Linked DNA regions of Homo sapiens: region 1 is linked to region 2. Evidence: chromatin contacts called from ENCODE POLR2A ChIA-PET data. All regions are on one chromosome and are shown on one strand. Each heading gives the region's core, a stretch centred on a gene start or an enhancer-like site at or near the end of the contact. The rest is flanking DNA. Distances are from core to core; before and after follow the strand shown.

Evidence for each region. ChIA-PET counts read pairs that join two places held with the same protein, here RNA polymerase II (POLR2A).
Region 1: POLR2A ChIA-PET joins it to region 2 with 10 read pairs in PC-3. The contact joins the promoter of ZFP36L1 here to the enhancer-like site in region 2. POLR2A ChIA-PET finds 5 or more read pairs at or near these places in 2 of 52 experiments (HEK293 and PC-3).

What each region holds. Positions count from the first base shown.
Region 1 is chr14:68,791,610-68,794,459 of GRCh38, forward strand. ZFP36L1 (ZFP36 ring finger protein like 1) reads right to left here and starts at 1,458. Exons shown (of 2, transcript NM_004926.4): 1 at 1,273-1,458. The coding sequence starts at 1,329. RefSeq lists silencers at 1,616-1,685, 1,706-1,905.
Region 2 is chr14:50,834,140-50,837,086 of GRCh38, forward strand. No RefSeq gene overlaps it. Among named protein-coding and RNA genes, the nearest start is that of NIN, 4.5 kb to the left of the region's middle. Within about 2 kb of position 1,337, at least 3 of the 41 ENCODE cell types and tissues checked have a DNase peak (open chromatin) inside an H3K27ac peak, as active enhancers do.

The DNA.
Region 1 (2,850 bases), core at 208-2,707, about 18 Mb after region 2:
GTCGAGAGCTGGTTCCCAACAATGAGGTTCATTTAAAAAGTCGTGAGGGGGGAGGGGGGCCAAAGAAAGAAATAGATCAAAGAGCGGGAGAGTCGAGAAAAGAAGGAAGAAATGTTGGGGAGCGCTGGCAGCCGGGCTGGCAAGTGGAGTTTGGGAATGTGCAGGGAGGGAAGGAAGCTGAAAAATTCAAACTTTTTAAATGCTACTCTTCAGCTCCTCGGCGTCCCTGCACCCCAACCCTGCAGCCCTGGGGCGTTGGCAGCTGCACCAACAGGAGCAGCAAGCTGGGAAAACAGAGCAACATGACCCGACGTGTTAAGAGAAGGCAAAACACTTCAGCAATTAAAAAGTAGCCCAGCAGCTTCACCCTTTCAAATTGGGAGGGGGAGGTTGGAAAGAAATTTAACAACATCCATAGACTTTTGCTATGTACATTTAAACCGCAGTCCTGGAACATTCCGAGTTTAAAACTTGCTTTTTCAACACTGGCTGACAAGCAACATGTTTTAAGGAGCCCCCCATTAAATCCTTACTCGCGGGACTCTCGAGTTCAAGCCAGCATTTTGTCGCCACCTCCCCCCCCAACCCCGCCCGCAATCGATGAGCCGCAATGCCTCGGCAACACAGGTAAGCGGGTCAACCTGAATGCCTCTTTCACCCCAAAGTTTGCTGCACGATCGGCTATCGCGGGAAGAAGCCCAACGGAGCTAGGGCGGACTCAAGCCCCACTGCAAACTTGTTCTGCAACATCTTTTTGAATCACAACTTGGCCTTTCTTCCTCGCATATCCCCAGCTCCCCCCAAAGAGTGGAGGAAAACATTGTCCCGAGACTCACTTCCCCGAGGGACCTCCCACTCCCAACCCCACGGGTGGGTAATGCCGCTGGACAGACCTAGGGCGCAGACTGGGAACCCGATCAGACCAGCAAACCTGGGATCCAGCAGCACGTTACGTAAAACAGGATCGCCCAAAACTTGTCCCAATCCCAGCCCTCCCCCCGAAGCCCCCGGGCTGCCCTGCCAGGCAAACTTCGCCCCTCAAAACCCTGGCCTCCAGATTCACATGTAATCCCCGCCAGCAACTGTTGAAACTCAAAGGGTGGGAAGGACGGGGCCAAATTCCTTCAAACTTGGGAGAAATGCCGGAGGAGAAAAGAATCATCTCGCTGCACCACTTTCCCCATTGCCTTCCAAGACCCAAACTTTTGGGGGTTCTTTCTTAAGGCAAAAGAAAAAGACTTTTTGAAAAGCAAATGCTCCGCCCCCCTTTACCTTGCATAAAACTTCGCTCAAGTCGAAGATGGTGGCAGACACGAGGGTGGTGGTCATCCTGTGCGTTCGCGCGAGCCAGGGGCGAGGATCTGGTGTGTCGCGAAGGTCCCGGTGCGGGGAAGGCGCAGCCTCTCCTGTCTGGAGTCCCACACGCCAGTTCCCGGCGCCCCTCGCCTTTCTGACTCCGGGCTGGGGCGCGCAAAGCCCAATTTATAAAGTTCAGATTTGGTGGGCCGGGGGGAGGAGGAGCTTTAAACTTATTTAAATGAGGAAGAGGAGGAAAAAGAAGTTGATTGACACTGGAGTTGAATCAGCCATGCGGTCAGGCGGGGAGGGGGGGCAGGGGGAGGAGAAGAAACTTTCAAAAGGAAGAAGGGGGAGGGGAGACGAGAAAAGAAGGCGGAAAAAAAAAACCCCACTGTGAGCCGCGCACAACTTTTTTTTTTTTTTCTTTAAGAGGAAAAGTTTCAAGTCGGCTGACTTCCCTACCCGGCGCTTCAGGCGCCCCCTCTCCGGGGCCGCGCGGGCGCAGAGCGGGAGGGGCGCGCCCCCTCCTTTGTCAGCCTCAGAGCGCGGCTGTGACGTCACTCATTCCACTCCCTCCGGGGTTCTTGTTGTCATGTTGTTGTTTTTTGTTGGGCAGGAAGGCGGGCTCGACTTTCTCTTTTTGCCAGCGGGAGCTGAAGCCCGTCCTTAGCGCCCGGGCCGCGGTTTCCATCTTGAGCTGGCGGTCTCCTTGAAACTTCCCCAAGTGTCTGCACAACTTACCTTTTCCCGACTTCTCTTCGACACTCGGCTCCCTTCGGCAAACCGGGCAGGCCGAGGACATTAGAAATTTGGGACGCACAGAATGTTCAAGCCTAGGATTTTATGTTGCTGTTTTTTTTCCAGCGGGGCGTAGGGTGGGGCGCGCTGCTGGGGGGACTAGGGAAACTTTTTCCCCAGGAGGACATGGTCTGGCGGGGGCGAGCGCGGCACAATTTAGTGCGCCGCACGCGTCGACACTCGCGCTCGCTTTGCAGCCGGCGCTCTCCGGGTGTGGGCGGGTGGGGGGCGCCGCAAAAAAAGACCACAACCCGGGACGATTGTTTGTTTTACCAGGCCTAGGCGTGCCGTTTCTTTTCACGCATCCAATCTTTAAACTTTTTAGTCAAGAAAACCCTAATCCTTCCTGAATGCCCCTTCCTCCCAGAAAAAGCCCACCGAGCAACTCACTACTTTCCACGCGCGCTCCGAATTCTGGGCGGCGCCACAACCCTCCCTCCTCCTCCATCCTCCCCACACACACCTCAAGACTCTAGAACAATGAAAAAAGGTTACTTTGGTAAGAATGAAGGTAAAGAGGTGGAGGGAGGCGGCACTTTTAACTTATTGTTGCTTCTCTCTCGCCCCCACCGGAGTGGAACATATGGCTTGTCACGCTGCGCCGTTTTGGCGGGAGGTGGAGAGGGGGACATGGGAGCCACGAAACCGAAGGGCCCGCAATGGAGCATGACTCCCTTGAAAATGATAAAATATATACTGTTAGGTTTGGATGCCGCCCACCCAAATAAAAAGTTAACGAGTCCCCCACCCGCC
Region 2 (2,947 bases), core at 87-2,586:
CATAGTCTACCCTCTCCCAACTCACAGTTGGGTATAAACTATTTTTTATTCACAGAATAGTCAAACAGCCTGTCACTCATGTAGCAACTCCTGGCTCCTTCTAAACTTCTTTAATCGATATCTTTCTTATTTCTGTGACCATTTGAACTCAGCAGGACAGTTTTCAGGCAAGTTGCAGAGCTGTGTCAAAGACAGCCAGATTGTTAAAGTAGATGATCAGTTATAGTTTGGCCCAGGAACTCACTCGGTGAAAGAAAGGGACATCAATGATCTCCCCAAGGCCCTAAGGAAAATGAATGAGGAAAGGAAAAAGGGAGAAATTTGAGTTCCAGACATACAAGTCAGGGACTTAAGAGTTCCAGCAGCAAAATGTTGGTGGTTAAGAACCCAGGAAGAAAGAGGAAAAGTATAGGAAAGGGAAGGGAAGGTGACAGAAGGCAAACTGATTTACACTTTTGCCCCTGGGGGACACCTATTAGAAATTAGGATTCTCTATTCATTTTCCTTATGAAGAAAATGAAAGAAGAGGAAACCAGGATTCCATACAATTTATTTTTTTAAAGTAAGCATTGATTGCCTACCCTGTGCCTAATACTGTCCTGAAAGTCACACAATGTTCAAAATAAACATCAGGCTGGGCATGGTGGCTCACACCTGTAATCCCAACATTTCTGGGGGCTAAGGTGGGTGGATGGCTTGAGCTCAGGAGTTCAAGACCAGCCTGGGCAACACAGTGAGACCCCCCTTCTCTACTCCTCTTTTTTTATTAGCCAGGCTGGGTAGCACGTGCCTCTGGTCCCAACTTCTCAGGAGACTGACATAGGAGCATCGATTGAGCCCAGGAGGTCAAGGCTGCAGTGAACAACGATTACACCACTGCACTTTAGCCTGGTGACAGAGTGAGAACCTGTCTCAAACAAAACAAAATGAAGTAACAATCAACCTTGGTTCTTACCCTTGAGGAATGCATCATTCTCTTTTGGGAAGGTAAAAATATGCACTCATGAGACAGTAAAGGAGTGATGTTAGGTGGCATTGGACTCTAATTACATTCTCCAGTTGGGGGACATACACACGCTACAGCATGGGAAGAAGAGAGCAATGATTTCCCTAAAACGTGGCTTCCATTTGATCATTCTGACCATTGCTTTTCACTTCAGGTCCTAGATCTTTTTCCTGACATTCAAGGTCCTTCCTGATCAATGCAAAGGTATGTATCCTCAGTGTCTGCAGGAAACCTACCCTCCCTCCACTCTGCTCATGTGGACCTTCTAATCTTCCCTCTGCTGCTCTTTCAGCCCAGATCATCAGTCCTCATGTGTATTGAATGCCTTGTCTCTCTGTTCATTGTTTGGCGCAGCAACTGAAGCATAGCAGGAAGTGGTTATTGCACATGTGTCTTTTGGATCCCATGGGCTGAGCACTTAGGTACTTTCCAAATACTTGGCATTCACGTGGAGAAGAGATGTTGCATATGTATACATGGGATGGGTGGGTGGGGGGTTGATCTTTACTTTTGGAATTATCCCTTTTCATGTGGCTGGATGCTGGCAATGGTCTACTGTTTTAAAGACTGCAAGTGCCAAAGGACTGCCACTGTAGCTTCATTTGAAGGGGGGAGGAAATGAAATGTTACTTTAAGAAACATTGGCGTTTGCACCCTCATTCACTCTTCTTTTAAATTTTATTTTTATTTATTTTTTTCATTTTTGGGGGTGGAGTCTTACTCTGTCACCCAGGCGGGAGAGCAGTGGTGGCATAATCTCAGCTCCTCCACTGCAACCTCTGCCTCCCAGGTTCGAGCAATTCTCCTGCCTCAGCCTACCAAGTAGCTGGGATTACAAGCACACGCCACCACACACAGCTAATTTTTGTATTTTTAGTAGAGATGGGGTTTCGCCATGTTGGCTAGGTTGGTCTTGAACTCCTGACCTCAGCTGATCAGCCCATGTCGGCCTCCCAAAGTGCTGGGATTACAGGAGTGAACCACCACGCCTGGCCCCTCCCTCATACGCTCTTAAACACTTAACAAATATGACATGAAATCTTTACTTTTTTGTTAGAATAGTTTTGAATGGAAAATTAAACATTTTTCCCCAAGCAAGACTACTTTGAATTCTCTAGAGTTTGATGTGCACACAAAAGAAATGGCAACCCAGAACCATACATTTTAAAACATTTCTGTTCAGTAGAAATATAATGTGAGCCACACATGTAGTTCAAAATTTTCTAGCAGCCACATTTAAGAAACATGTAAAATTAATTTTTAGATTTTATGTAACCCAATATACCCCAAAATATGATCACTTCAACATGTAATCAACATAAAAAGTAGTAATGGGATATTTTACATTTGTTTTTGTTCTAAGCCTTTGAAACCTGGTGTGTGCTTGGCACTTGCAGCACATCTCAGTTCAGACCAGCCACACGGGGCTACTGGCTGCCACAAACGCAGTGTCAGAACAAGAAGAGGATTCGGAATCTGTCCAGCCCAACTCCATTATGGTTAAAGGAAAGCTGTGTTCAGGAAGGTCTGCTGCCCCGCTCAGGATCACACAGTGGATGCATGACAGCCTTAGGCCTGACCTGTCCACCTCAGCACTCGCCTACTGAGAGGGCTCATGGCTGACTCAGACAGCTGCCATGGAATGAAACCCAGTGTTTACTAACATTTTTAAACAATCACCATCCTCTAAGTCATTGGCCCCTCAAAATATGGTTAGACATACAATTTCTAAAGAAAATAGCCCAATATATACTATTTTGTTTTCTTTTTTCCCTTTCTTTCTTTGTTTCTTTTCTTCTTTCTTTATCTTTCTTTCTTTCTTTTTTTTTTTTTTGAAACAGAATCTCATTCTGTTGCCTAGGCTGGAGTGCAGCAGTGCAATCTCGGCTCACTGCAACCTCCGCCTCCCAGTTTCAAGCGATTCTCCTGCCTCAGCCTCCA